4 separate regions of the Homo sapiens genome follow, and all the other regions are linked to region 4. Evidence: read pairs that join two places in POLR2A ChIA-PET (ENCODE). Cell type or tissue: HepG2. All regions are shown on one strand. Each heading gives the region's core, and the rest is flanking DNA. Links, peaks and the distances in the headings are about the cores only.

The links. Peaks named below come from ENCODE experiments on the same cell type or tissue, not always from the same donor. Only the 100,000 strongest peaks of a DNase experiment are listed, where the experiment ranks them.
Region 1: POLR2A ChIA-PET joins it to region 4 with 30 read pairs; 9 of 35 experiments call an interaction of 5 or more read pairs at or near these places.
Region 2: POLR2A ChIA-PET joins it to region 4 with 10 read pairs; 7 of 35 experiments call an interaction of 5 or more read pairs at or near these places.
Region 3: POLR2A ChIA-PET joins it to region 4 with 17 read pairs; 6 of 35 experiments call an interaction of 5 or more read pairs at or near these places.

Annotation. Positions count from the first base shown.
Region 1 is chr17:81,922,745-81,930,034 of GRCh38, forward strand. It overlaps MAFG (MAF bZIP transcription factor G), which reads right to left and starts at 4,991. Exons shown (of 3, transcript NM_002359.4): 1 at 4,784-4,991; 2 at 406-470; 3 at 1-313. The coding sequence starts at 441. MAFG-AS1 (MAFG antisense RNA 1) reads left to right here and starts at 155. Exons shown (of 3, transcript NR_186500.1): 1 at 155-488; 2 at 1,335-1,470; 3 at 1,675-1,767. It overlaps MILIP (MYC inducible lncRNA inactivating p53), which reads left to right and starts at 5,085. Exons shown (of 2, transcript NR_015454.1): 1 at 5,085-5,701; 2 at 6,732-7,290. RefSeq lists enhancers at 165-1,364, 2,062-3,017, 3,525-3,614 and silencers at 4,395-4,444, 4,825-4,914, 5,065-5,584. In HepG2, for the core only: a CTCF peak has its summit at 5,342; DNase peaks (open chromatin) are centred at 2,297, 3,867, 5,067 and 5,617; H3K4me3 peaks cover 2,441 bases.
Region 2 is chr17:82,100,872-82,108,161 of GRCh38, forward strand. It overlaps CCDC57 (coiled-coil domain containing 57), which reads right to left. Exons shown (of 19, transcript NM_001394669.1): 19 at 599-995. The coding sequence ends at 811. Among named protein-coding and RNA genes, the nearest start is that of FASN, 6.3 kb to the left of the region's middle. RefSeq lists enhancers at 2,992-3,905, 3,906-4,819, 5,101-5,150, 5,191-5,520, 5,751-6,140 and 1 more. In HepG2, for the core only: CTCF peaks have their summits at 2,176 (motif pointing left) and 5,583 (motif pointing right); DNase peaks (open chromatin) are centred at 2,150, 2,818, 3,300 and 5,610; H3K4me3 peaks cover 2,436 bases.
Region 3 is chr17:81,893,121-81,900,410 of GRCh38, forward strand. ANAPC11 (anaphase promoting complex subunit 11) reads left to right here. Exons shown (of 4, transcript NM_001002248.3): 2 at 432-494; 3 at 1,347-1,466; 4 at 6,800-7,135. The coding sequence starts at 1,358. The coding sequence ends at 6,945. Among named protein-coding and RNA genes, the nearest start is that of ANAPC11, 5.0 kb to the left of the region's middle. RefSeq lists a silencer at 1-118. In HepG2, for the core only: no CTCF peak of the experiment used is centred there; no DNase peak of the experiment used is centred there.
Region 4 is chr17:81,992,260-81,999,549 of GRCh38, forward strand. It overlaps ASPSCR1 (ASPSCR1 tether for SLC2A4, UBX domain containing), which reads left to right. Exons shown (of 16, transcript NM_024083.4): 5 at 2,562-2,619; 6 at 3,733-3,806; 7 at 4,161-4,587. Among named protein-coding and RNA genes, the nearest start is that of ASPSCR1, 18 kb to the left of the region's middle. RefSeq lists an enhancer at 1,764-2,471. In HepG2, for the core only: CTCF peaks have their summits at 2,092 and 3,772 (motif pointing left); DNase peaks (open chromatin) are centred at 2,082, 2,882, 3,802, 5,092 and 1 weaker place; H3K4me3 peaks cover 2,441 bases.

The DNA.
Region 1 (7,290 bases), core at 1,677-5,676, 69 kb before region 4:
AGGTCTGCAGCGCCTCGTACTTGGAGCGCAGCGCGTCGAGCTCCAGCTTCATGCTGGCGTTCTCTGAGGCCAGCTTCTCCACCTCCTGCTGCAGCTCCGCCTTCTGCTTCTCCAGCTCCTCCTTCTGCGTCACCCGCTTCACGCGGCAGCTGGCAGCGTAGCCGCGGTTCTTGAGCGTGCGCCGGCGCTGCTTCAGCTGGACGATCTCCTCCTTGGACAGGCCCCGCAGGTGCTGGTTCAGCTCCCGCACCGACATGGTCACCAGCTCCTCATCCGTCAGGCTGGTGCCATTCTCACCCGGCTCCCGCTTCACCTGGGGCACAGTGCAGGTGGTCACAGGCCAAGCGGGCACGCCCACTGTGCCCCCCGACCCCAGCCCACAGGCTCCTGTCCCTGCCCACTCACCTTCAAGGCCTTGTTTCCTTTATTGGGGGTCGTCATAACCCGGGGGCACAGCGAGCAGGCGCTCTCTGCAAGACACGGAGCAGGTCAGTACCCTGGAGACCACCCTCGCCGCACCCCCCCCCCCCCGCCCCCGGCCCAGTTCACAAGAGCCCTTGCCGCACAGCCCGCCCCAGCCTGCTGTCCAGGTGCCCAGCCCCCAATACCTGATAGGAGGCAGCCCTTGGCCTCTCCCAGGCTGGGCTGAGCTGCTTCCTGTCCACCCTGCCCCTAGAGAACCAGGTGGGAGGTCAGGAAGGTCTGACGGGAGAAGGGGAACTGAAGGCTGTTAGGAAGGCAGGCGCAAGACAAGGGGCAGGGGAGAGATTAGAAGGAATAAGACGCGGGAGAGGCAGGCCTAGAAGGAAGCCGGGAGCTTTAAAAATAACCCCGGCACTGCCCAGAGCGCGGCTGTTCCTGGCGAGTCACGCTGACTCAGCACATTGCCTCTGCCTCCCCGCCGCGCCCGCACTCCCTGGCCCGCCAGCCAACAGCGCCCCACGAGAGCCGCAGCCCCCAGCCTGGCCAATAGCAGGTGAGGGCCAGCCAGTGACCCTGTGTGTGCATCTTCCAGGGTCCTACCTTCTACAGCCACCTCCCCTGAGCCGGCCTCGGACAAAGCCCCCTGCTCCCTGGGTGCACAGGGGCCCCACGGGGGACCTGGCCAGAGAGGAGGCTACAGGGAACCCCGAGTCTCCCAGCCTCCTAACTTTGAAAAGCTGGGGGTGGGCCGTCCATCTAGCTCTGGTCTGTTGGCAGGACTGACCAGGGAGTTCCCCCACCTTCCAGGTGGCAGGCCATCAGCTGGGAGGAGCCTGGCCCGAGGCCCCTCTAGACCTCCCAGTCGGCCTCCTCCACTGATGGAGTAACCATCCTGTGGCTTTGGGTTGCAGGAAGCAGCCCCTGCCCCACCCCATCCAGGGTATTTCACAAGGGCTCCCACAGTGAGCCACCCCGGGCCTGCCCAACGTGAAGGCTGGCGGAGTCAGCCCCTCCGAGCTGCAGCCTGCTCTCTGGTCCCTGCCCCGGGTGAGTGCCCACAGGGCCAGGGAGCAAAAACAAAAGTGCTGGGGTGGCCGGACTTAACAACCAACTCTTCCCCACTCGGGGTCCCTCCAGCACTCTGCTCTCACTTTCTTGCTAAGGATGTTTCTGGGATTCCCAGCTCAGCCCAGCTCCCACCAGACCCTTGGGCATGGACCCCCGCCTCATGCTCCATCCCCCACTTTCCAGGTTTGATGCAGACAGATGGGAGACTCCTCCAGAGGAGCTAGGATCACTTCAGGAAATTATGGGCTGGGGGGCTTCTTACTCTCATCAGGGGAGCTGAAGTGTGGCCAGGCGGATGCACACATCCTCACCAGGCTCAAGACTCCACCTCACCCAGCCTGGGACCAGGAGGTGAGGCTGCAAGCACAGAGCAGGGAGGGGAGGCCAGAGACCCCTCCCCACAGCCAAGCCAGCTCAGAGGCAAGGTCCCGAGGCTCCAGCCACTGGATTCTTCCAGATAAAGGATGGGGAAGACCTGAGCTGGAGGTCAGAAGGCCCACAGGAGCCCTTTCCTACACGTCCGGCACAACACTGCCCCAGGAGACAGGCCCTCAGCCAAGCATGGAGGGGCCCCCCAGCCTTGAGTGCAAGTCAGGGTGCAGAGACACTGCCCTGGCACCAGCTTCTCCCACCCCCATCGCCCCCACCCCTGCTGCTAAGCACAATGACAGTGGTGACTTCCTGAAGAGATCACACGGAAAAGTGCCTCCTCGACAGATTTTGCCCTCCGCAGAAGGCCTGAACTCAGCACAAGTGCAAGCCATCGCCTCCTATCAAAGGTGCGCCGGGGGGTGGGGGAGGGGCAGCCCTGAGCACAGCCAGTGCGTTCCAGGCTCCTGGCCTGGCCTCTGGACCTGGGCTGAGAGGGACCATGCAGGGATCCCAGGAGCTGGACTGAGGAGAAGCTGCCCCCGCCCTCCTCCAGCCCTCAAGGCTGGGCAGAGCTGGGGCCTGTCATGCACCCTCTGCTCCCAGAGGCTAATAAGCCCACCTCACGCAGGAGGCACAGATGGTCACGGCTCCGCAACCTGCGAGGGTACCTAGGCCACCCATTCACACTGAGAGCCAGGAAAGGGAGGGAGATTTGGGAGCTCCGTCTCCTTTGGCTAAAGTAGAAACTCCCGTGCCTGAACACAGACAGCCCCACCTGGCTGCAAAGCCCAGCGGCCGAAACTCCCCGGCAGTCATGGCCTCTGCTCCATAAGCTCTCAGCTCCTGAAAGTCACTCTTTGAACAGAACCTAAAACTTAGTTTCCACTGATGCATAAGTGACTGAGAAGATGTACATAAATGGGCCGCGCGGTGGCTCACACCTGTAATCCCAACACTTTGGGAGGCCGAGGTGGGTGGATTACGAGGTCAGGAGATCGAGACCATCCTGGCTAACACGGTGAAACCCCGTCTCTACTAAAAATACAAAAAAATAGCCGGGCGTCGTGGTGGGCGCCTGTAGTCCCAGCTACTCGGGAGGCTGAGGCAGGAGAACGGCGTGAACCTGGGAGGCAGAGCTTGCAGTGAGCTGAGATCGCGCCACTGCACTCCAGCCTGGGCAAAAGAGTGAGACTCCGTCTCAAAAAAAAAAAAAAAAAAAGATGTACATAAATGTCCCTCCAGGACCCCAAAATTTTCCCAGGGCATCAAACTCCAGGCCAACGGTCAGCTAAAACATTGAAACATCTGGAATCTATAAGCCCCGGGGCTCACTGAGAGTGGACCTGTGTTCTGTGTGTATGTGTGGGGGGTGCTCACTGAGAATGGACCTGTGTGTGTGTGTGTGTGTGTGTGTGTGTGTGGCGGGGGGCGGGGGGCATCCCTGAGGGCAAACCACAAAGTAGCCTAACCCAGCCATGAAATGAACTCCTGGGCAAAGGAAGTCAACCTTCGTGAATCTCCACATACCCAAGGAAAGGTGGCTCTGGCCACATCACTCCCAAGCTGCCACTTTCTAAGCGTCCTGGGCTGCCAGGCCAGACACCCAACAGGGCCACTCCCTTTGCTAACTTCACACAACGCTGAGACCCCACTTCAGGTAGCGACAACTTTAGGGTGGCTGGGTGCTGCGTTCTGCCACCCTGTGCCATCCACACCAGCCCATCTGCTGCACCCCAAGGCTAGGCACCCTGAAGCTCCCACCACCTACAGTCTCAACCCAGACTCCAGGGCCAACTGGGGAGAGAGGCTGGGCTGCTTCCTCCCCTTTGCCGTTTCCTGGTAGAGCTGCCCCTGCTTCCTCCCTGCCCAGCCCACTGTCACCCAGGGCTTGGTACACACACCCCTCTTTCTCCCAGGACCTCGATCTCTGGCCAGGGGCTGTCCAACCAGGCCAGTCCCAGGGAAAGCCGACTTCCCCTTTGGCTAGCTCGGCCCACCGAAGCTCCTCCCCTCCCTCACTCAGGGAACTATTTCCCAGTTTGGAAAACTGCTCCAGACTTGGGACCAGGACCAGCTGCCGGAAAAGAGCCGCCTGGGAAGGGGTGGACCGCCCGGGGCTTCACCTTTGACCCCGGGAGAACACCTGCAGCGAGCCACCCCCACTTCCTCTTCAAGCACCCCTGCCTTCAACTGGATCGCTCGGCGCTCACTTAAACAGGCACCCCAAGGCGCCGGGCCTGGCCCCCTCCCACATCCCCACGGCTCCCTCCCACCTCCCGCTGGCGGCCTTTTAGTCCCCGAGGCCCCTCGCTCGAATCCCCTCCGGTATCAGCTTGAGCACCGAGTGACCTCACGCTGATGACTCAGCAAGTCTCCCTCCGGGCTCTGGCACGCGACTGACGGAACCCGAGCCCCAGCCAGGGGCAGGGTCTTCCCCGCAGCACCCCCATCGCCGCCCCTCCTCCCGGGCTCGCCGCGGACCCCCGCGCCGGGGAGAGCTGACGCGGCCACCGGATGAATCAGCAGCTGCGGGCCGGGCCGCCGGGCCCTGGCGCGGACCCCCGGGCGCCTCGCTCGACCCCACCCTTTCCTCCCGCCGTCCAGTGCCCCTCCCTCCAGGACGCCCGGGTCTCCGAGTCCGCTCCGCACTCGCCCGGCTCCGCGGGTCCGCCGCCGCCCGCGGCCCACCTCCAGTACCCGGGCGCCAGGGGCAGGAGGAGCTGGCTCCTGACCGCTGGGGAAATCGAGGCACGGGCCGCCAGCAGGGTGCGCGGCAGACCCGAAACCAGCGGCCCCCGCCGCCGGGCCCCCAACCGCCCGCCTAGCTCCGGGAGGAGCCCTGCCTGCGCGCCCCCTCGGCCCCCGCCGCCCCCGCCGCGCCGCCCCCACCGCCCGGGCCCGCCGCCGCAGCCGCACTCACCACACTGCGGGCCCGGCGGGCCGAGGCCGGGGCGGGGCGGGGCCGCGCGCGCTCCGAGGCCGCGCGGGGCAGGGACCGGCGCGAGGGGTCCGGGCCCGGGGCTCGGAGGACTCGCCGCCTGCGCGGGCCGGGCCGAGCGCACTGGGAAGGCCGGGCCGGACCAGGCTCGGGATCCGCCGCCGCCGCCGCCGCTCCACAGACGTCACATGATGTTTGGTCACGTGGGCTCCATTCATGAAGCGGCGACGCGGCCGGCCGGCGCTTAAAGGGGAAGGCGCGGCGGCGGGAGGGCAAACTGCGCATGCGCAACCCGCGCGCCGTCGTCCCTGGCAACACTGGCTGCTCTAGCGCCTGGCGGGGTCTCACGGGCGGGCCTGGGCGCACGGCCAAAGCGCCAGGTCTCCACCCCCAGCCCCCGGCGTCCTGCAGCCGGAGCCTGCCTCGCCTGGCTCCTGCGCCCGCCGTCCAGGGCCCCTGTCCAAGCTCGCGGACGCCGGCGGCGTTTTCCAGCTCGAGTGCTCAGCCTAGGGCAGGCTCTGCGTGCGCCCCCTCGAGTGCCGGCCTGGGCCCTGCCAGGCAGAGGCGCTCTTGCGTCAGGACGGCGCCGCCGGGGCCCCGCGATTCCAACTCGGGGGTCCCGGAGCGGCGCGGGGCGGGGACGGCCTGGCAGCTCCCAGCAGCGAGGGGCGATCCCCGCCCGCGCAGCAGACCCCGAGCTGCCCAGGCCCTTCCTGCGCCACGTGTACCCAGAGCTCCGCCCGGGGGAGACTTCGCTGCTTGTTGGAGATGCCCAGCGGTAGGGGGCGAGGACTCGGGAGGAAGATAAACGGGGGATCCCGTGTCTGGACTTTCTCCTCCACCCTCTTCCCTTCGCAGCTGTGAATCCTGGGAGGGGAAGGGTGGCCGCCCCGCCAGCAGGTGAGCGGGGAGGAAGGGGCGGGGACGGGCTGTGGGGTCCTCCTGGGCTCCGTCCATGAACAGGCCGGCCCCAAAGTCCCGAAGCCGTGAGGTGTAAGGCTCAGAAGCGTCCCTCCGCCTGTCCCTGCCAGACCCCAGGAACTCCTCCGAGCCCCACAGCACGTTGTCGCCGTGTGCGCTGTGGGGCTGCGTGTGGTTCTTACGGTGGTGTCCTTAGTCGTCGGGGACCTGCTCCCCCTGCTCTGGACACAGCCCGAGTCTCACAGGCTCTAGGGGCATGATATGGTCCTGGCGTGGCTTCCGAGGCCTCAACCTTAGTGTACAAAACAGCACACGGGGCCCTGAGGCCAGGAGTGCAGCTCCGTCTCCTGCCTCTCCTCCCTGCTCGCGTCCTCATCCTACCACACCACACTGGGCTGGCGAGGGGAGGGCGCCCTGAGCCGCTGGGCATCCTGCTCCGCGGGAGGGTGAAGTCGTGCATTGCTGGGCGGTGAGGGCTAGGTCCACACAGCGGGGACCTGGCGGGCCCCCGAGTCTCCTCAGGACCCGCCCTCCGTGCCACACAGCGGGAGCTGGAGCCACGGTGCCGTCAGGAGCCAGGGGTGATTGGCCCTGGGGCTGGCAGCCCCCACCCCGCGGGCAGACGCTCACCAGGCTGTCCCCACTCACTCCCACACCCCAACTCCTCCTCACAGGGTCGAGCCCGCTCTCATTTGCACCTCCGCGCGAATTTGGAACGGATTTATGAATCGTCCTCACTGCGGTGCTGTCTTCTCCTGGGAAGGAGCCTCAGTCCTCCCCTCCCTGGGCACTGTCATAGAGATGGGCAGGACGGGCTGGGGAGGACACTCAGGGAGCTGCCCAGGCTCCTTTGCTGCCCCTCACCCCAGAATCTTCTTGGGGTGGGTGGGGTCCCAGGCACCTGCAGAGTAGCATACGGTGGCTTGTAGAAAGAGTATCGAGGGAGGGGAGGTGCCACGTGGAAACAGCCCAAGCCAAACCCCTAGGACCTGTCTCCCTGTCCTCCTAGAGAGCTGAAGGTGTTCCGTGGTCAGTGAGGGCTGGCACTGGCTCTGCACGAAGATCTCCTCACCTCCCCAGCGGCTCCTGGCCAGCTCCCCACGGAGAGCCCAGGACACTTGTCCCTGGACACAGTGGTGCAGCCATGCTTGGGCCAAACCATGAGGCCACCAGAACCGCGAAAGGCTACTGTACTGAGAGGGATACTGCGAGAGAGGCCCACAGGTTTCCAAGCATCCCTCTCACTCCGCACACTCATCTCCACGACCGGCTTTAAGTGCGGCCTTGAGGCCTGGCTCCCTGTTTGGACTTCTCTGCACCTCCAGGAGCTCACTTCCCGTCACAGCTGGATGCCTCCTCCCGCAGGCACCTCCCGGGCATCCTCCCGCCCCAGGCTGCACCTTCTGTGGGACTGGCCCCCGCAGGCACCTCCCGGGCACCCTCCCGCCCCAGGCTGCAGCTTCTGTGGGACTGAGCCCCGCAGGCACCTCCCCGGCATCCTCCCGCCCCAGGCTGCACCTTCTGTGGGACTGAGCCCCGCAGGCACTTCCCCGGCATCCTCCCGCCCC
Region 2 (7,290 bases), core at 1,704-5,703, 110 kb after region 4:
TGAACCACCCCCAGTCACCCTCCTGCCGGTCGCAGAGCATTGTGTTCGTGTGGAGGACACGCGAGGACTCTTGGAAGTGCTTTTTGGCGGGGTAGTGCAGTGTGTTCCGGGCGGACGGGCGTCAGTTTACGTGTGCGTTTCTCATCCTTGCAGGTACCTGGCCCCGGGCACTCAGGTGGCAGGGACATTTTGCTGTTATCCTTCGTGGGGGTGGACGTGGAAGGCCCAGCAGTGACCGCTGTCCCCGGTTGGCCCCCACCCTGCCAGCACCTGACATGCACACCCCAACCTGCATGAGGCCCAGGTGCCCACCTGGCTTCCAGGGGTCACCTTGGCCCGGTTCACTGGGATCCAAGGCTCTCACTCCTTCTGGGAGGGCCCCTCCCATGGTACTCTCAGGAGACGCCTGCTTTGTGGGTGGGCTTTCTGATCTGCCCCCTACCTGCTACCAGGCTCTGAGGAAGGCCACACTGTCCCCAACACCACTGGTGTGCAGATGGCTGTGGGTGGTGACACGGGCAGGCCAGGCTCTGGCACAGGCACTTGATACTGCATTTCCCAAGTAGGACAGATAAACAACGCTAAGGCCAAGCAGACGCCCCAGGGAGGAACCTGGTTTTAATGGGCCCTGTGCTCAGGGAGGCCTTCAGTCAGCAGGGTCGCCTCAGCAGCATTTGGGAGCCTGCCCTGCAGCTCCCTGCCTCCACCCTGCACGCTGTGCCCACACCCCCCCACAACACGTAGGTGAAAGCACAGGCACCATGCGGAGGCCCCGAGCACCCCTTAGTGGGGCGGGGTGGGGGGAGGAAGTCAGTCCATAATGTTGTAGTTACGGATCTTGGGGGGCCTCTGGCAGCCTTTAGCTTTTGCAGGATGAGACCGGGAGGCTCCTGTGGTCTTGGCCTTTGCCTGGGCTGCTGTCTTCATCCCTGGGGTGGCAATGCCTGCCTGCATCTTGACGGGCCTCCTGTCGGCTGCTGGAGGAGCTGGGAGCTCTGTCAGGTAAAGAGGAAAAAACAGCATGCATCAGGATGGCAGGGGGAGCAGGAGGCTGTGCTCACAGGCACTGCACAGGTGCAGCACTTCCGTGTTCCCGGCCAGCGGGGGCCCTGTGACCCTTGGCCTGGCTTTCCTCCAGGAGTCCGTGAAGGCCAAAGGATCCTGGAGTGACCAGAGAGCTGTGGCCTCGCCTTGCTCAGTGGGTCCTGCTTGGCAGGGACTGGGCCTGCCCCTCCACTGGGCACCTGGACATGTGGCTCTGAAAATGGTCCTGTTGTGACCATTTCGTAATGGGTCCCAGGAGGGGGCAGGGGTGCTGTGTGGTAATGGGTCCCAGGAGGGGGCAGGGGTGCTGGGGTAAATGGTTGACTCAAAGCTCCTCCCCCCAGGCTGCCCCGGGTGTCCCTACCATCTGAGACACATTGCCTGCCCCCGCCTCCCCGATGGGCCAGCAGTGCCAGGCTTTTGAGGCCAAAGGAAAGGCCGTGCTGGTGGGCACCACGTGGCCAGGCACAGGCCAAGGGCCCAGGAGTGCGCTACACACAGAGGCTGGGGCCTAAATGCCAGATAGCCCTTCCTAAACATCGGCTAAAACCATCTTCGCAGAGGGGTGTTGTAGGTGATCTTCTTTATCTGGCCAGTTTTTCTCTATTTTTCATTTTTTCAATTAAGAATGTGGGGGTTTTTTTTGGTAAAACAACAGCAAAATGTTACTAAAAATCCATGCAAGGGCTGGGCTTGGTGGCTCACGTCTGTAATCCCAGCACTTTGGGAGGCCGAGGTGGGTGGATCACCTCATGTCAGGAGTTCAAGACTAGCCTGGCCAACAATGGTGAAACGCCGTCTCTACTAAAAATACAAAAAATTAGCCGGGCACGGTGGCGGGCACCTGTAATCCCAGCTACTTAGGAGGCTGAGGCAGCGGAGTCGCTTGAACCCGGGAGGCAGAGGTTGCAGTGAGCCGAGATTGCGCCACTGCACTCCAGCCTGGGCGGACAAGGGCAAACTCTATCTCAAAAAAAAAAAAAACAAAAAAAACCCCACAGTAAGATGTGAGCTCAGCGTCCACTGCGTGGCCACACTGTGGCTGGGGTGAGGTCTAGAGGACTCCAGCACGTGGCTGAATGTGGCCCAGTGGGCAGTCTGGACAGGCTGACCCAGGCAGGTCAGCGGGCGGCCAACGCCTCCTGCTGGAGCCCAGCCTGTGTGGTCTGCGTGCAGCCTGGGTGACTGGGAAGCGTCTGTGCTTTGGGGACACCGGCAATGACGCACTCTCAGCTGGGCTGCGCAGTGCCCATGGGGGCAGCCACACACTCCCAGCCCTGGCCCTGGGCCCCTCTTCCCATCTCAGCTTCTTCCACTCCGATCCACTCTTGGGGTCTCAAGACACCCGGAACCAGTCTTCCTTTTCCTGCAGCCCCGTTGGGGTCACACAGTCCCTGGCCCCCTGCTGGGGTCCTGGGGGGCCCTGGACGCTGCCTGCTCCCTTTGTTTCCAACCCCCAGAGGAATTCCTCCTCTTCACACAAAGGCTACCACCCTTTATCTCTCAACAATAAGCCTGCCTGACCTCCTGGTCCCGGCCAACGCCCCCATCCCCACTCCCTCCCCCCACCCCCCACACTGGCTGGCAGAGGGTGGGGTATCCCGTGGAAAGGGCTTCCTGCGGGGAAGCTGGTCCTCTGACCAGGCCCTAGTGCTCCACTGTGACCCTGAGGCATCTCCTCAAACCCAGAGGCCTTGGTTGTCCCTCTGTAATGCTCAGGGATTCTGGGGGCTTTGCCCGGCTTGATCCTCCTCAGACAAAGCCTGTGGGGATTTTCAGAAAAAGTGAGCTGAGGGAGGGGGGTGAAGGGCCTGCCCCTTTGCCTGGGAGGCCTGAGCTGGCCCTGCTGGGAGGACCCTGGCTGTATCCCGGGGCGAAGCAGGGAGGTGTGAGTGGGTCACAGTCCCCGGGGCAGGGAGGGGCAGGGAGGGGCAGGGAGGGTGAGCTGGCCCCCTCCCCAGGGCAGGCCGGCCCCTAGCTCAGAATATCCACTTTACAGGCTCTGGTTTCTTCACTGGTCCTTTTCCTGCGGAGCCCTCCTCAGTGATGGTGGCAGGGAACTGGCCATGAGCCCAGGACCCCAGGGCAGCGGACAGCCCCAGCCCAGCCAGTCCTAGGTCAGAGGCACGGAGCTGGATGTGTCAAGGCGGCTGCCCCAGGCGTGACTCCCTGTGACCCCGGATTCTTCTACCTGATGCTAATCTGAGGTCAACCCAGTAACTGGTGTGTAAAAACGCTCTTGGCCTCCACCACTCTCTGCCCCGCCTTCTCGCCTGACCTGTTTTGCCGAGCCTGGCCGGGATTTCTCTTTCTGCGTTGGGCTGACTGGGCCGCAGGGAAACCATGTGGACACACAGTTTGCCGGGCACAGCGTGAGGAACGCGCCTCTTGGGTCCTGCACCCCTCCCCCACGGGCTGCTTGTGCTCTGGCCCCGAACTGAGCTTCTGGAAAGTTCCTGAAACATCCAAGGCCTTGCAGTGATTAACCAGGGGAGGGGGACTGGGGCCTGCTTGCCCCTCCCAGGCTTAACCCCTCCCAGGTCCTGGTGTGTGCTGAGGCAGGGCCACCCAGGCTGGGCTCCGTCCCCTCAGGCGGCTGCACCATACTTGGAGGGTTTTTTAAATTTTTATTTTTATTTTTGAGACGGAGTCTCACTCTGTCGCCCAGGCTGGAGTGCAGTGGCGTGATCTCAGCTCACTGCAAGCTCCGCCTCCCGGGTTCACGCCATTCTCCTGCCTCAGCCTCCCGAGTAGATGGGACTACAGGCGCCCGCCACCACGCCCCGCTAAGTTTTTTGTATTTTTAATAGAGACGGGGTTTCACCATGTTAACCAGGATGGTCTCGATCTCCTGACCTCGTGATCCACCCACCTCGGCCTCCCAAAGTGCTGGGATTACAGGTGTGGGCCACCAAGCCCGGCTTGGAGGTTTGAAGCTGGTGGAATCTCAGGGAGGACATAGCCTGTCCTATTGCAGGGAAGGTGCGGCCCTCACTCCCGTCTCAGCCTGGGGGCATGAGAACTCTGAGCACAAAGAGGACGGAGCTGGTCCCCAGCTTTCTGGCCACCCTGTGAGTTTCTTCTCCTGCACCTGAGCCTCAGCTCAGCTCTTGACCAAGTTGGCCTCTGGTGGCTCATTCTCCAGGCTGCTCCGGGCTCTCTGGGTGCCCCTGGGCACACCTACGTGGCTTCCTAGGGCTTTGGGAAGGGCCAGACGGTGAGCCCACGCCTTCCCTGGTTCTCCAGAGCCTGCCTTGGGGCTGGGGAGGGCCTGGCCCTGATGGCAGCTCAGGCCTCAAGTCCATTCTGTGGCACAGAGGCCCTTCCGTCTCCCTGTGGCCTCCGCTGCTCTGTGTGGTTCACCCCTGCTGTGTCAAGGGCCCTTGTTCTGCTGAACCCCCTCTGGCTGCCACAGGGGTCCTCACGCACCCAAGATCAACCCTTCTCAAATGCATCTAGTTATTTCCAAGTCTCTTGGGAACAAGGCTTTTCCCACCACTGTCAGCACGGCACCCAGGCCTTTAGTGCAGACGGTGACAGTGAATGTGACTTGACTCCCCCCACCCCGAATCTCCAGAAGCTGCGTGCACCTTTCCAGGGTCCCCACGCCTGGGAGGCTCACAGGCCACGCCCACCCGTGTCTCCCCAGCCTGCGTCAACCCTCACCTGCTAAAGTCTCCTAATGGACACCCCCACCCCTGAGCTCCTGGAGCTCAGCCCTGGGGGGTCACCGTGGCCCCGGGGCTGCCTTTGTGGGACTGAGTGTGACAACAGGAGAGCAATGGGGTACAGGGGGAGGGAGGCCCACGTGATCTGGTTCCCACGGTCCCTCCACAGGGGGACACTCCGGGCCTGCTATGTCCAGCTGCCTTCCCCACCTCACTGGCACATGGAGCCTGGAGCCCCCACTGGGCAGATGCACAAGAGGGGAGGGTACTGGACATTGCATGCTCCAGGGCTCTGGGCAGTCCTGCCACCCATCACTCAGCCTGGTGAGGCAGGGCCAGCAGGAAACCCCAGATCCTTCAGGCCCCGCCTGCTGGCCTTTGGAGCAGAGGAGAGGTGGGCCCTCGGGGGCCTGGGCGCCGACCACAGGCTGACCCCTTGTTTCATGCCAGCACCTCCTCTGGGCGCCTGTGGCTACTCCCCCAACGGCACTGGCAGGTCCCCTGCTGCTGCTGAGCCTGCCCAGGCCTGTCTGCTACAGCCTGTCAGTGTTGCCCAATGTGGGCCCCATCCCAGCCCTTGAGAGGAGTCACCTAGTAGTGGGGTGCAAGCTGGAGCCCCAAGGAAGGGAATTCAAGGGAAACACATCGTGGGCATAAGGCTTTGAGAGACGTGGGTCTGTCCCTACCGGAGGCTGCATCACGGAAGGCGGGCACACAGGCCTCACTTGGGCGAGAAGAGACCCAGAGACGCATGGCCTTCCTCCTGGGCCGGCTCCCGACCAGAGCCCATCTGAGCTCAGCCCACAGGAAGGGGAGGTGCCAAGAACCCCAAGCACAGGTGGCTGCAGGCTGGTGGGTGCCGAGGAGGCCACTAGGAGGCTGAGACGGTGAGAGCCAGGGCCAGGCAGTGGCCTGAGAGCTGGACAGCCTCTGGGTATCTCCACACCCCACCCTTCTCCTGCCTTTCAGAAGAGTAAACGCAGGAGAACGCCCTGAGGCCCCGGAAGGAAAGTGACAGGCAGCGGCTGAGCTGGGGCGACAGGAAGTGGCAGCTGTCTCCGCTGTTTCGGAGGCATGGGAACTGTTTCCTGGTCCTAAAGTGAGGAATGCTGGCCTCATGCCCCTTGGGCCAGGACTCTGCACTGAGTGCTGAGTGCCTGGGCTGGTGTTTAGACGACTCGTGGTCTCTGTTGGCACTGTCTGGGGACAGCAAAAAGCAGCAGGGGCCAGTGTGCAGGGGAGATTCTGGGTAAAATTCATGAAAAGGGAACTTTCAAAAGGGGCCCATGGGGCCTTCCCAGGTCTGCCAGGCCAGCTTACAGCTCCAGGTGGGCACCCTAGCATCTCAGGGCCATAGACCAGCAGGTCACCGCCATGTCCCCGGGGAACAGCACTGCCTGCCACTCACTTTGCCTGAGACCCGTGTCTCAGGGCTGCTCCCTGCATGTCTTGGCAGGAGGGCGGACAGCTGGGAAGGAGGCCACACGCTCCTCCAGGGAGCCTGGCTCTGCAGGAGCTACGCCAGCCACACACTTATCAGCTGCCCGACCTGCTCAGGACACTGAGGGCCACATGCCTGGCCAAAGGCCTCTCCCCACTCCCTCTTCTCCCCTGGAGACCAGGCCCCTGGAGTTGCTCTCCAGAGATCTGGGCAATGACCCTCTGGATCCCAGGGTTTTTGGTTCCCCTGGGAAAAGAGGCAAAGGCCCACACACCTGCAGCAGGTTGGGGGTGGGGGGATGCATGGCACAGTGGCTTGGCACCCGGGTGGGGCACAGATGCCGCGGGAGTGGGGAGTGGGGAGTGGCTGCCTCGAACCCTGCTGTGTGGCTTGTCACCCTCCATGGCGTCTCTGCGCCTCCGTTTGACTCCAGCTGCACGGCACACGGGGCGAGGTTAGCATCAGGGGCCAAAGCGGACCCCCGCCAGAAAGGAGGAAGAGGCCCCCAGGTAGGTGCGTGCTTCTGGACCTGGCGCTCGGCACACTGTGAGGATGGGCGGATGGAGTTGGTCTGCAGGTTCCAGAATGAATGGGGCCCTGTTGTGACAGGAGAAGGAGGGCAGCCTGGGTTGAAGAAACACCCCCTGCTGTCCAACAGCTGCACTGCCCGCTCCCCTGGCAACACCTGCCACGTGGACTGGAGAAGACACATTAGCCCTTGGGCTGGAAGTCGTGGACCGGCGTCCACCTGAGATGGGACTCTGGGAGGGAACAGCCGCCGGCCCTCCTGCCTCAGCTGCTCTCAGCATCCTACAGTGCCATCGGGTGCTCTCAGGACAGATGCCTACAGAACAGGCTTTTCTAAAGAAAGGGGGTGGGCTCCAGGGCCCAGAGTCACGGCACGGACGAGGGGGCTTTGGATCACTCTGCACACACCTCAGGATGGAAGTCCTGGTCAGCAAATGCATGAGCATTTCTGGTGGACCCACCTGCTCCTGGGGCAGGCTGGTCTCTATCCCCATTCCCAATCCCACGTGCCTCCTTGCCTCTGTCCACGTGATGTTGGAGCAGCAAGCCTTCTCCAAGCTCAGAGTCAGAGGCCACAGGCCACTGTCCCCTTGGCCAGGCCGCAGTCCT
Region 3 (7,290 bases), core at 2,210-6,209, 98 kb before region 4:
GGCTCAGCTTCCCGAATAGAGCTGGGAGCTGGCGTGATCTCAGCTCGCTGCAACCTCCGCCTCCCAGGTTCAAGTGATTCTCTTGCCTCACCCTCCCGAGTAGCTGGGATTACAGTTGCCCACCACCACACCCGGCTAATTTTTTGTATTTTTAGTAGAGACAGGGTTTCAGTATGTTGGCCAGGCTGGTCTTGAACTCCTGACCTTGTGATCTGCCTGCCTCAGCCTCCCAAAGTGCTGGGATTACAGGCGTGAGCCACTACGCCTGGCCTCTAATTTTTGTTTTTTTGGTAGAGATGGGGTTTCACCATGTTGGCCAGGTTGGTCTCGAACTCCTGACCTCAAGTGATCCACCCTCCTCGGCCTCCCAAAGTGCTGGGATTACAAGCATGAGCCACCACCTGCGGCTAATTTTTTTGTATTTTTTGTAGAGACGGAGTTTCGTCATGTTGGCCAGGCCCATTTGAGATCTTTGAAGATATCCTCAACGTGAGGTAAAACCAAACTCCTGACTGTCCTGTGCTCCCAAATGTGATCTCCTTGTCCGTAAGGAGCTGAGTCCCTTCCCTTGGAGAGAAGAGTGTGCCCTTTCTCTAGATGGCTAAAGAAACCTCACAGATAGTTCTTTTTTTTCCTTTTTTTTTTTTTTTTTTTTTGGTAGAGACTCAGTCTCACTGTGTTACACAGGCTGGTCTCAAACTCCTGAGCTCAGGCGATCCTCCCGAGTTGGCCTCCCAGAGTGCTGGGATCACAGGTGTGAGCCACAAAGCGGATTGCTGCTGGGGCTTGCTGTTCTCCCGTAGCTCCCCTGCAGCCCTGACCCTCTGGGCCCAGAGCCCTTTACTTGTTATTTGTTTTAATAGAAACGGGGCTCATAGCAGGGCATAGGGGTTCACGCCTGTAATCCCAGCACTTTGGGAGGCCGCAGTGGCAGATCGCTTGAGGCCAGGAGTTCAAGACCAGCCTGGCCTACATGGTGAAACCTCGACTACTAAAAATACAAAAATTAGTCGGGCGTGGAGTCACGTGCCTATAGCCTCAGCTACTCAGGAGGCCGAAGCACAAGAAATGAGCTGAGATCATGCCACTGCACTACAGCCTGGGTGACAGAGTGAGACTCTGTCTCAAAAAAAAAAAATTAATAAAAATAAAAGTAAAATAAAATAGAAACAGGGCTCACGATGTTTCCCAGGCTGGGTTCGGACTCCTGGGCCGGTATGATCTTCCTGCCTTGGCCCCCTGAGTAGCTGGGACTGCACTGTGGCAGGCTTATACCTGTGTTGGTGCCTAAACGTTCTAGCTCTGCAGACTCAATTTAGCCAGTCGTCCTGTTCCCTCCGCCGCAGGCTCTGCTGCCATGAAGGTGAAGATTAAGTGCTGGAACGGCGTGGCCACTTGGCTCTGGGTGGCCAACGATGAGAACTGTGGCATCTGCAGGATGGCATTTAACGGATGCTGCCCTGACTGTGAGTGTCCCCTCCATGCTGTCTGAGCGGCCCCGACTGTGAGTGTCCCCTCTGTGCTGTCTGCTGCCTGCTGGACTAGCCTCAGTAGCTCCTGTTAAATACCTGCACGAAATACCCAGTTTCATTTTCTTTTTTTTTTTTTTTTTTTGAGACCGAGTTTCGATCTTGTTTCCCAGGCTGGAGTGCAATGGCGCGATCTCGGCTTGCCGCAACCTCTGCCTCCCGGGTTCAAACGGTTCTCCTGCCTCAGCCTTCCAAGCAGCTGGGATTACAGGCATGTGCCACCATGCTGGGCTAATTTTTTTATTTTTAGTAGAGACGGGGTTTTGCCTTGTTGGCTAGGCTGGCCTTGAACTCCTGACCTCAGGTGACCTGCCCGCTTCAGCCTTCCAAAGTGCTGGGATTACAGGTGTGAGCCACTTTGCCTGGCCCACATTTTTATTTTCTTTTCTTTCTTTCTTTTCTTTTTTTTTTTTTTTTTTTTTGAGATGGAGTTTCACTCTTGTTGCCCAGGCTGGAGTGCAATGGCGCGATCTCGGCTCACTGCAACCTCCGCCTCCTGGGCTCAAGCGATTCTCCTGCCTCAGCCTTCCAAGTACCTGGGATCACAGGCATGTGCCACTACACCCGGCTAATTTTGTATTTTTTAGTAGAGACAGGCTTTCTCCATGTTAGGCTGGTCTCGAACTGTCAACCTCAGGTGATCCACCCGCCTCAGCCTCCCAAAGGGATGGGATTACAGGCGCGAACCACCGTGCCCCCCCCAACATTTTCATTTTCATCTCATGAAGAAAAGTTGATAGAAAAAAAGCCAGGTGGTTGGTACCCATGTTTATATAAAGATCCTGTCACAGACTCCATAGGATGAAACTCAGCTGTGAAATACGTGGGATTAAAAAGAGATTAGAGTCTGGGCGGGCAGATCACAAGGTCAAGAGATGGAGGCCGGCATGGCGGCCCACGCCTGTTATTCCAGCACTGTGGGAGGCCGAGGCGGGCGGATCACAAGGTCAAGAGATGGAGGCCGGCACGGTGGCTCACACCTGTCATCCTAGCACTGTGGGAGGCCAAGGTAGGCAGATCACAGGGTCAAGAGATCAAGGCAGGGTGTGGTGGCCCACACTTGTCATCCCAGCACTGTGGGAGGCTGAAGTGGATGGATCTCAAGGTCAGGAGATTGAGACCATCCTGGCCAACATAGTGAAACGCCATCTCTACTAAAAATACAAAAATTAGCTGGGTGTGTGGCGTGTGCCTGTAATCCCAGCTACTGGGGAGGCTGAGGCAGGAGAATCTCTTGAGCCTGGGAGACGGGGGTTGCAGTGAGCCAAGAGCAAGACTCCATCTCAAAAAACAAACAAAAAAAAGATTAGTTTAAACTTTTTATTTGAAAATTCTCAAAATTGAATGGCATAGGCCAGGCGCAGTGGCTCACACCTGTAATCCCACCACTTTGGGAGGCCAAGGCAGGCGGATTGCTTCAGGCCAGGTGTTCGAGACCAGCCTGGCCAACATGGCAAAACCCCGACTCTACTAAAAATCCAAAAAAATTAGCCGGGCATGGTGGCAGGTGCCTGTAATCCCAGCACTTTGGGAGGCCGAGGTGGATGGATCACCTGAGGTCAGGAGTTTGAGACCAGCCTGGCCAACATGGTAAAATCCCGTCTCTACTAAAAATACAAAAAAGTAGCCGGGCATGGTGGTGCATGCCTGTAATCCCAGCTACTCAGGAGGCTGAGGCAAAAGAATCGCTTGAACCTGGGAGGCAGATGTTGTGGTGAGCCAAGATCGCACCATTGCACTCCAGCCTGGGCAACAAGAGTGAAACTCCATCTCAAAAAAAAAGAAAAAAAGTGGAAATGTTTGATTATGTTTAGGTTGAAAGCAGAGTTTTGCATCAGCGAAATGGTTTTTCATGAGACCGAAATGAGCGTAAAGCAGAAGCAAGGGTCAAGGTTTTGCCCAGGGAGGACAAGAAGAACTCCCCAGAGGACAGTGGGGAATGGAGAGGACAGTGGGGAATGGGGAGGACCGAGAAGCTACTCACTACCCCAAGTAACCAGGCGTATTTTTGTAGGGCCAGGTGCATGCCCATATTGATTGACAGGGTCTCACTGTGTTGCCCAAGCTGGACGTGAACTCCTGGGCTCCAGCCATCCTACTGTCTCAGCCTCCCAAGTAGCATACCACCACACTCATCTGCCTCCTTTGCTTTTTTTTTTTTTTTTTTTTTTTTTTTTTTTTGAGATAGAGTCTTGCCCTGTTGCTCAGACTGGAGTGCAATGGCACCATCTCAGCTCACCGCAACCCCCACCCTTCTGAGTTCAAAGGATTCTCCGGCCTCAGCCTCCCAAGTAGCTGGGATTACAGGCATGCACCACCACAGCCAGCTAATTTGTTGTATTTTTATTTTTATTTATTTATTTATTTTCGAGACAGAGTCTCACTCTGTCACCAGGGCTGGAGTGCAGTGGCACGATCTTGGCTCACTGCAACTTCCGCCTCCCTAGTTCAAGTGATTCTCCTGCCTCAGCTTTCCGAATAGCTGGGACTACAGGCGCTCGCCGCCATGCCCAGCTAATTTTTGTAGTTTTAACAGAAATGGGGTTTCACCATGTTGGCCAGGATGGTCTCGATCTCTTGACCTCGTGATCCGCCCACCTCAGCCTCCCAAAGTGCTGGGATTACAGGCATGAGCCACTGCGCCCAGCCCTTGTTGTATTTTTAGCAGAGACAGGGTTTCACCATGTTGGCCGGGCTGGTCTTAAAACTCCTGACCTCAGGTGATCCGTCCACCTCGGCCTCCCAAAGTACCAGGATTACAGGTGTGAGCCACTGCACCCGCCCCTGTCTTTGCTTCTTAAGGTGAAATTGAGATGACTGAATCTTAGTACAATTTTTTTTTTTTGAGACAGGGTCTTGCTGTCACCCAGGCGGCAGTGCAGTGTGGCAAAATCATAGCTCACTGTAGCCTTCAATTCCTCAGCTCAAGTGATCCTCCCACCTCCACCTCTCAAGTAGCTGGGACCACAGGCATGCTCCACAATGCCTGGCTAATTTTTTATTTTTTTATTTTTTGTAGAGACAGGGTTTTGCTATGTTGCCAAGGCTAGTCTTGAACTCCTGGGCTCAAGGGATCTGCCTGCCTTGGCATACCAAAGTGCTGGGATTACAGACGTGAGCCACCATGCCTGAACAAAACTACATAAATTTTTAATTTTTTTTGTGGAAATGGAGTCTCACTATGTTTCCCAGGCTGGTCTCAAACTCTTGGCTCTGTCCTGCCACAGCCTCCCAAAGTGCTGGGATTATAGGTGTGGCGCCTGGCCCGTACAAATACTTTTTATTCTAGGCTTAACTTTTACATTGGCCCTAGCTAAATAGAAATCTCATCACTCAGGAATTAATCCTCATTTAATCAAACGGGTAGGGTGTAATCTTAGGAAATTATTGATTGACTCTACCTGATTGGATTTGTAGTTAATAGCTAATTAGGTTAATAACTAAATTCACAAGGCACAGTTTTATTTGATCTCTTTTAAATTGCTCTTAAGGATGTAACAAAGAGTGCGTGGGATGCCCTGAGGGCAGGCATTCGACTTCTGGAGCAGCAGCTTAACTTCTGAAATTCCTCCGAACCATGTGTCCACACCTCGTCTGGCTGCATCCGTGGGCCAGATGTGGGTGGTGAATCCTGTGGATTAGAGGTGGTGCTAGGTAGCCCCCAAGTGACTGCAGTGGTGGGTCCACAGGCAGCCTGCAGAGCCCGCCCTGCAGCATGCCAGCTGGGCCTGTGATGGGGCATCCAGAGGGTGTTGCCCTGAACACTCAGCATGTCTCCGCTGACACAGTGTGCTCAGGCTTTGTTAACATGGGGCCTGTTGGCTGCAGAGACTCAGGAGTTGAGAGTCTAATTTTTGGACCTGCTGATGGTTAAGTCATAGTGAGTCAGTGTTAACGCGCAAAGCGTTTGACGAGTCCAATGTGCTTCCATACTAAGCAGCACCAGGTTTCTTTTGCTAAAATTGAACTCCTGTGAAAAATTCAGAGTGACTAAGTTCATTCAACAAAGACCGTGGGAGCCCGAGGCTGGTAAACAATGAGTCCATCCCGCATCCCAGGGGACTCTGGTGGCAGTGCAGTTTTGCCGAGAGGAGTTTTAATTTAAAAAAATGCAATCAGGAGACCAGCAGGTCCTGGAATGAGTCACCCTCAGTGCATCTGCGGACTCATCAGACACCCCAGGCCGGCTTCGGGTGGGGAATGCACTAGAACGAAGTGACACCTTTGACTAAACGAGGCCTCCCCCGAGTACTCAGAGTGGCCCAGACCCCTCTCCTCAGGGGGCTAGCAGGCTTCAGCTCTCATTTGAAAGGGCCGATATCAAGCAGAGTTGTGCTGAGGCCAGAAACCCCCACGGGCAGGTCCTCCCAGGGCTGGGAGTGGGCATGCCGTGGGGCCGGCGCTGCCAGGACAGGAGGGTGGCCACGAGCTCCAGCTCCACAATGCCAGGCCGACCCTGCCGTGGGGCTGGGGCTGGGACTTGCTGTGCTCTGTTGGCAGCAGCTGTTCCTCAGGGGTTTCCAGGCTCTTGGAGATCAGGGACACTCATTTCTCTTGATCATGGCTGATACAAGCATCCCTCTCTGTGTCAGGTCCTCTCCATGGAGAAAGCATTTCTAGGTGTTTGGGCTGGTGCCCGCAGCCTGTGCCTGTCCTGGGAGGCAGGGCCCATCCACAGGTGCCCATCAACACAGCTTCCCCAACGCCTGGGCAGCACACCGGATCCCTGATGTCTAGGGAAGAGTCTTCTAGGTCCCCAGACCCCACCCCTCCTGCCCTTGATCAAGAGACCAGTTCACTACTCAGATGCACGTCTCCTTGGTGCCTTGACCATTCATGTGACCTTTTTGGCATCACAGATCAAGTGTCTGCAGATGGGCCCAGGGCCTGTAGGTCAGACATTGCCCTTTTTCCCCAGCCTCAAGCACAGGGGACACAGGGTGGGCTAGGCCAGAGCGCCACCTCCTCAGAGAGGCCCCTGGGCTCCCCACTGAGCATGATGAGCCTGGGTGAGGGGAGGCGCCTGCTGCGGTTGCCCCGGGTGGAGGCCGCATGTCCGGTGTCCCTTGGTCATTGCTGGTCTTCGCCTGGGGGCGGGCTGGTCAGGAGACCGATTGGGTAACACTCCTGATTTCGGCTTCTCTGAAACATGAGAGGCTGCAGTGCTGGAGCCACTGCCCAGGGTCCCTACCTGCACCCCTGCCTGGCTTGTCACATGCTCTGTGTCCAGCCTGGTCATGCCTGTCCTTTTCCCCACCTCCCCTCCGTAGGCAAGGTGCCCGGCGACGACTGCCCGCTGGTGTGGGGCCAGTGCTCCCACTGCTTCCACATGCATTGCATCCTCAAGTGGCTGCACGCACAGCAGGTGCAGCAGCACTGCCCCATGTGCCGCCAGGAATGGAAGTTCAAGGAGTGAGGCCCGACCTGGCTCTCGCTGGAGGGGCATCCTGAGACTCCTTCCTCATGCTGGCGCCGATGGCTGCTGGGGACAGCGCCCCTGAGCTGCAACAAGGTGGAAACAAGGGCTGGAGCTGCGTTTGTTTTGCCATCACTATGTTGACACTTTTATCCAATAAGTGAAAACTCATTAAACTACTCAAATCTTGCTGGAGGCCTCTGGGTGCCTGTGTTCTCGGCATATAGATGTGGTCTCGGTGTGTTTTGATATGAAAACTCTCATGAATAAACATCTCCGTGAAACGCCAAGGCCCTCGTCAAACCCTGAGTCATGACTGGGAGGAGAAGGAGCAGGATCAGACGG
Region 4 (7,290 bases), core at 1,268-5,267:
GTGTCTCCTCGGGCGCTGGAATTTCCCCCGGGCCCTGGCGTCCTGCACACTGGGCCGGCGTAGAAGGTCTGGAACCGATTGCCCACCACCCCTCCCTGAGATCCCGCATGAGGGAGGGAATCTGATCCCTCTGGAGGAGCCGCACATCAAAGCCGGGCTGGCGTTTGATGTCACGCTGCTGTGCTCTGTCCCTGTTTGTGATTTGAGGTCCCCAAGCTGGCGGTCAGTGCCGGGGAAGGACTGTGAGTTGGGACTCTGGCCACCCCTCAGCCCAGGCCTCCCCAGCCGTAGAGAAGTGGCCTCATGACCATCTCCGGACCCCTGGCCATCTGTGTCATGCTGGGGAGCGGGGACCCTGGGCCCTCCCTGTCCCCCTTCCTGGCCCTGGGGGCTGTGCTTCCTTGAGGCCTCTCTCTGCCTCTGTCCGGGTTCTGCTCCGGCGCATTTTGAGGCCTTGTGTTTTCCTGAGCCCTGCGTCTCGGGGCCTCTGGGCCGAGTCTCCAGCCATTTGGAGGGAAGGCAAATCCAAGGCCCTTTGTTGGCTGCTCTGTGGGACGGGAGCTTAGGGAGTGTGTCCCAGCCTGTGCGCAGAGGACACCCGCCGTGTGTGTGGTGCGCACGTGCTCCACAGGCTAGAGGCCCTTGGGGAAGGGGCTCCCCTGTAGGCAGTGGACCCAGGGAGACCATGGGGCTAAGTCCACGACCCTGTGGGGCCTCTGCAGCCAGACCAGGCTGTCAGAGTCGGGGCCTGGGTGGGAAAGGGATGCCCCTCCCCCAGGATTGAGGACGTGAAAAATAAAGGCCACGAAACAAAAGAAAACACGTCAAACCCACACACGTGGCCGAGTCCCCAGGTGTCGGGGCTGGGCCTGTCCTGGGTGTGGCACCTTGGGCTTTTCTGCTTGGTCTGTTCTCATTTCAGGGAGGCAAGTCCTGCCCTTTTTTTTGTTTTGTTTTGTTTTGTTTGTGTTTGAGACGGAGTCTCGCTCTGTCGCCCAGGCTGGAGTGCAGTGGCGCGATCTCGGCTCACTGCAAGCTCCACCTCCTGGGTTCACGCCATTCTCCTGCCTCAGCCTCCCGAGTAGCTGGGACCACAGGCGCCCGCCACCACGCCTGGCTAATTTTTTGTATTTTTAGTAGAGACGGGGTTTCATTGTGTTAGCCAGGATGGTCTCGATCTCCTGACCTCGTGATCCGCCCATCTCGGCCTCCCAAAGTGCTGGGATTACAGGCGTGAGCCACCGCGCCCGGCTGAGTCCTGCTCTTTCAAGTAGGTCAGCAGATCCCAGGGTCGGGGCACGGTGAGTGCACAGTGGACCCCTGCGGCCCTGTAAGCACACAGGTGGGTTCAGGCGGAGGCCGAGAGTTCCTGTCCCAGCATCCCGCTCTGTGCATGGATGTGCACGTATGTCTCGACCTGGACACTGCAGCACCCTGCCCTCTGACCCTCCCAGTACCCCCCATCCCGGAGGGTTGCTGCAAGCAGTTTCCAGCCCAGCTGTTACCTAATCTTTATCCCCTGTGTTCTGGTCACCAGCTCAGCCTGTGTCTTCCTGTCCCACCTGAGCCCTTGCAAGGCACACTGGCCATAGGGCCTGGCAGGGCACCTGCATGACCTGAGGCCGGCCCTGGCCTCCCCTTTGCCTAGGCTCTGGCCATCTGCCCCCTCCTCTCGGATTCCCCTCCCTGGAGAGGGACTGATGAGGGGCATCTGCAAGGAAGGCCTGAGAAGGGCTTTTGTTTTTCTCAGTGGGGAGGATTTCACGGTGGGGAGTTGGAAACGCAGAGGCAAGCCCGCCTCATGCAGCAGGTGCCACCAGCAGTTCACATGCTCTGGGGCTGGATGTGACGGCATGTGCCCGTCTCCCGGGCTGCCATGCACATCAGGCATGTGTGGGAGGCGTGCTGCATATACCTGCCCACCCATGCACGGGTCCAGCTGTGCCTCCTGCGGGGCGAGGCTCAGAAAGACACTGGTGGCAGAGTCCGACATGGACTTATAAGCACGGCCTCCCCGGCCACAGGCAAGCGGGCGTGAGCGGAGTGCAGCGCCCCTCCCTCCATGCTTCGGTGACATCAGGCGTCGGCTTTGAAGGAGGACATCAGGCGGTGGAGACAGGGGCACCTCCTCTTAGTGGGCGGCTTAAGATGAAAGCCCAGACGTCGGTACCCTGACTCTCAGGCTCCTGAGTACAGGTGTCCGTGAGCCGCATTCCGGAGCCAGTGCTGCTCGCCCCTCCTGTGCGGTCCCTGGGCCCTGCCGGCAGCTCCACGTCCTGCCAGCGGCCCCGAGACTGGAGGTCTCGGGGGGAGCCCCCAGGCCACGCACCACAGGCCAGGGTCCTTGGGAGCGCCCCCGGCTGTCAGGTGCCTCCTTTTGGTGGTTGTGGGGCGCAGTGGGGCTGAGGTCTGTGGCCTGGGCCTGGGCCTGGGACGCTGTCCTGGGTGGGTGCTGGGTGAGGGCCCCACACCTTTGCTTTCCGAGTCTCCTGCCCCAGGGCCTCCGTGGCACTGGTTGAGCTGCCCTGGGGTACCTGATGGTTTCTTTCCTCTCCTCCCAGGGAGTGCCTGCAGCACCCCGGCGGGGCCACCCCAGTCTGCGTGTACACGAGGGATGAGGTAGGCGGCCTGCTCTTGCTCACCCAGTCCCCGCTCACTTTCAGCCCACTTTCCAACTGGAAAATCTGCTGTCCCGCAGCCGTCTCCAGGGCAGTGGCGGGAGACTCGGGCTCTTGAAAGCACGACGTGTTTCATGGAAAAAGAGGGAGTGGCCGGCCCTCGGAGCCCGGGCTGCCCCGAAACCTCCCTCGGCGCCCTGTTTGTTTTTTCAGCTTCTCTCAAAGCCCAAGAGTCACAAAAGTGGTTTCATTTAATAAATATTTGCTTTGCTCGGTGTTTTGATCATTTTCAAAACCGAGTGTGGCGTGGCGCAAGCAAAGCCCGCCGTGGCGGGACCCTCCTAGCGCTCGTCCCTGGCCTCACAGGGGCCTTTTGTTTCCACGCTGGCTGAGTGCCCTTTGCTGGGGTGGGGGGGCACTGGCCCGGAGGGGCCCTGGGGGGCCAGGACATTCCCCGCATTTATCCCCATTTGGAAGCTCCCTGGCTGGGGCTGTGACGGGGAGGTTCAGGTCTACGTCCTCCCTTGAGGGGATGAGCCACGGGGCTCAGGACCCAGGCCCAGCACTGTCCTGAGGCTGTGGCCCTCAGGGACCCTTACACCCTTTGGCTTTTGTGCTGGGCCATTGACTGTGCCCTCGCTAGAGGCAGCTTCTCCACCCCTTCCTCACAGGTCAGAGTTAGCGTATGGGACGTGGCCAGCCAGGCCCGATCCCTGCCCACCCCGAGCTGAGCACCAGGAATGGCCACCCCCGTGGGTGACAGCACGTTCCTGCCTCTCTCGCTCCGGGCAGTGGGTCCTGGCACCAGGGCTTCCTCCTTGCAGCCCAGCTCTGCCAGCCCAGGCCTCAGTGAGCTTGGGTCCCAGCTGCGGAGACCAGGCTGGGGGAGACACGGTCAGGCATGGGCAGCAGGTCCTGCCCCGGCTGCAGACCAGACTCAAGCTGGGCCTTGTGGAGGGTGTGGACCGGCAGGGGCCAGATGTGGGGGGTGGGTAGGATGGAGGCCAGAGAGGGCACGTGGCCTGTGGTCCTGGTGGTGCCGGTGCCCGGAGGGCTTCCCTGGGCTCTGGGGTCCCGGTGCAAGGCGCACCTGTCCTGGCTGCTCCTCCTGCAGGTGACGGGTGAAGCTGCCCTGCGGGGCACGACGCTGCAGTCGCTGGGCCTGACCGGGGGCAGCGCCACCATCAGGTAAGGGCAGTGCTGCTGGGGCCGAGGAGTCTATTTAGCTAAAAAAAAAAGTGGTCTCAAAGGAAAGGAGAAAGGACACGTGGCAAGTGGGGAGTAGGTGTACCCAGGCCCTCATCATGGAGAGCGCCTGGTGGCCTCTGCCTGCCTGTGGGCGTGGGGGCTGGGCTGCCCCGACCTCATCTCTGTGTCCCCCAGAGGGGCGGTGGATCTTGGGAGGGCGCATGGGGCAGGAGAGGGTGAACCGGGGGCGGGAGAGGGTGAGCCGGGGGCGGGAGAGGGTGAGCCTGGGCCGGGAGAGGGTGAGCCGGGGGTAGGCACCACAAGGTGCTTCCCTTGTCCTCTGGCCCCACTCAGGTTTGTCATGAAGTGCTACGACCCCGTGGGCAAGACCCCAGGAAGCCTGGGCTCGTCAGCGTCGGCTGGCCAGGCAGCCGCCAGCGCTCCACTTCCCTTGGAATCTGGGGAGCTCAGCCGCGGCGACTTGAGCCGTCCGGAGGACGCGGACACCTCAGGGCCCTGCTGCGAGCACACTCAGGAGAAGCAGAGCACAAGGGCACCCGCAGCTGCCCCCTTTGTTCCTTTCTCGGGTGGGGGACAGAGACTGGGGGGCCCTCCTGGGCCCACGAGGCCTCTGACATCATCTTCAGCTAAGTTGCCGAAGTCCCTCTCCAGCCCTGGAGGCCCCTCCAAGCCAAAGAAGTCCAAGTCGGGCCAGGATCCCCAGCAGGAGCAGGAGCAGGAGCGGGAGCGGGATCCCCAGCAGGAGCAGGAGCGGGAGCGGGTAAAAGGGGCTCTAGGCCTTGGGACTTGGGGGTGTCCTTTCTCCTGATGTGTAGCCCTGCGTGGCTTTAGCTGGTCAGCCTGGTGGCGTGGCCGTGATGCGGGCAGAGGAACCCAAACGCGCAGAGGAACCCAAACGCGGGGCTCTGGACAGGAGCCTTCTGACTTCGCCCAGGAAGGAATTTAGGGGTAAGCAGGTGGTAGAGAAAGTAGCTTTACTGAGACGGTGGCTGTGTCTGCTCCGGGATGAGGCCGTGTCCGCTCCGGGATGAGGCCGTGTGGGCTCCGGGATGAGGCCGTGTTGGCTCCATGACAAGGCGGCAACTGTGTCAGCTCCGTGTTGGCTCCGTGATGTGTGGCACAGAGCAGGGCCGCCCTGGGGTGGTGCATGGAGGGCAGCAGCTCAGGGCATGGCCGTGGTCACATTTACATCCACTCAACTACATGCACGTTAAGGGGTGGGGCATTCAGAAATCTCTAGAAAAGGGGTGGTAACTTCCGGGTTATGGCCAGGGAAGGGGGAGCTGGTGAACGCATCAGCCAGTCTTCAATCTGGTCTGGAATCAAGCCCCACCTCCTACCTGAGCAGGGTCACTGGGCTTGTTCTTAGCTTCTCAGGCAAATGATTTTTTTTTTTCTGGGTTTTTTTTTTTTTTTTTTTGAGACAGAGTCTCACTGTGTCCCTAGGTGGGCGTACAGTGGCGCGATCTCGGCTCACTGCAGCCTCTGCCACCCAAGTTCAAGTGATTACTCCTGCCTCAGCCTCCCGAGTAGCTGGGACTACAAGCGCGCACCACCAAGCCCAGCTAATTTTTTTGTATTTTTAGTAGAGACAGGGTTTTACCATGTTGTCCAGGATGGTCTCAATCTCTTGACCTTGTGATCCACCCACCTCGGCCTCCCAAAGTGCTGGGATTACAGGCGTGAGCCACCGCGCCCAGCTCTTTTTTCTGGTTTTAAACCACCTTTACTGAGGCACCCACTTTTTTTTTTTTTTTGAGATGGAGTTTTGCTTCTGTCGCCCAGGCTGGAGTGTGGTGGCGCACTTTCGGCTCACTGTAACCTCCACCTCCCGGGTTCAAGCGATTCTCCTGCCTCAGCCTCCCAAGTAGCTGGGACTACAGGCGTGTGCCACCACGCCCAGCTAATTTTTGTATTTTTAGTAGAGACGGGGTTTCACCATGTTGGCCAGGCTGGTCTCGAACTCCTGACCTCAGGTGATCCGCCCGCCTCAGCCTCCCAAAGTGCTGGGATTACAGGCTTGAGCCACCGCGCCCAGCCTAATTTATTTTTATTTTTATTTTTCATAAAGACGAGGTCTCTCTCTGTTGCCCAGGCTGGTCTCGAATTCCTGGGCTCAAGCGATCTTCTTATCTCAGCCACCCAAAATGCTGGGATTACAATTGTGAGCCACCTCACCAGGCCTGAAAGTTACTTTTTATAATATTGTGGATAGTATCATGCTTCCTGTTACATCTTTGACTGGCTGACTCCTTGCTAGTTCTAGTGGCGTCTTGGTTTCTGTCGGGGCCTCTGCAGACCTTTCCCTTTGTCCTCTCATCGTTTTTCTTCCTGTGTTGCAGCGAATGGGCCTCTGGTGCTTTTGGATCGTGGCGATCTTAGTAGACATCCTTCCTTGTCTTGATCGTAACAGGAATTACTAGTCATTTCTCTGCCAAGGATGATGTGTGCTATAAAAAGCCTTTATCAAGCAGAGAAAGTTACTATTCCTAACTTTCTGACATTTAAAAAAATCTTAAGTGGGTGTTGAACCGTTTCAGTGTTTTCAGCATCAATGGAGATGACCGTATGCTTTATTTTATTGGCTTGTGCATGTGTGTTCATAAGTGAGACAGACTTTTTTTCCTTGCTCTGTCTTCATCCAGTTTGGGAATCGAATTTCACCTGGCTCACAAGGGAGCTGGGCAGTGGCCCCTCTTTTCTGGGTTCTGGAAGTTCTCCGAAGGTTATGGCCACTGCTCACTGCAGACTACACCCACCACTGGGGCACTGGGCCCTTGGCGGGGAGTGCATGCAGGCAGGCGGCCAGGTGCTGACCTCCGAGCATGCCTGTGTGTGGCTGTGGCCTGACCCTCTCCCTCACGCCTCCCCCCAACCGTGGGGACCTCGTGTCTGTGGGGTCCCTGGCCCTGTGGCTGACTTTTCCTTTGTCCCTGTCCTGACCCCGCATCAGAGCCCTGCACCTGGGCTGCTGAAACCTGACTTCCTCAGCTTCCTCACCTGCAGAACTAAGGTGTTCGTGGCATTTATGGGTTTTGTGCCAAAAGAGGCAGACTGGGGGACTGTCATGCGGCTTTCGGTGACAGGGATGGGAGGAGGCTGTTTCCCAGCCCCTGTGTCCCCTGAGGGCCAGGCTGCCAGCTGCCAGCCACAGCCCAGGGGCCAGGTCAGAGCTTCTTGAGCTCCTGCTGACGTAGTGGGCCTGGAAGGCCCCCATGCCTCCATCTCCTGTGGACATTTAAAATATTTGTGTCTGGGCCTGTGGCATGGTGGCTCACACCTGTAATCCCAGCAGTTTGGGAGACCGAGGTGGGCAGATCACCTGAGGTCAGGAGTTTGAGACCAGCCTGGACAACATGGCAAAACCCTGTCTCTACCAAAAATACAAAAATTAGCTGGGTGTGGTGGCAGGTGCCTGTAATCCCAGCTACTCGGGAGACTGAGGCAGGAGAATCTCTTGAAC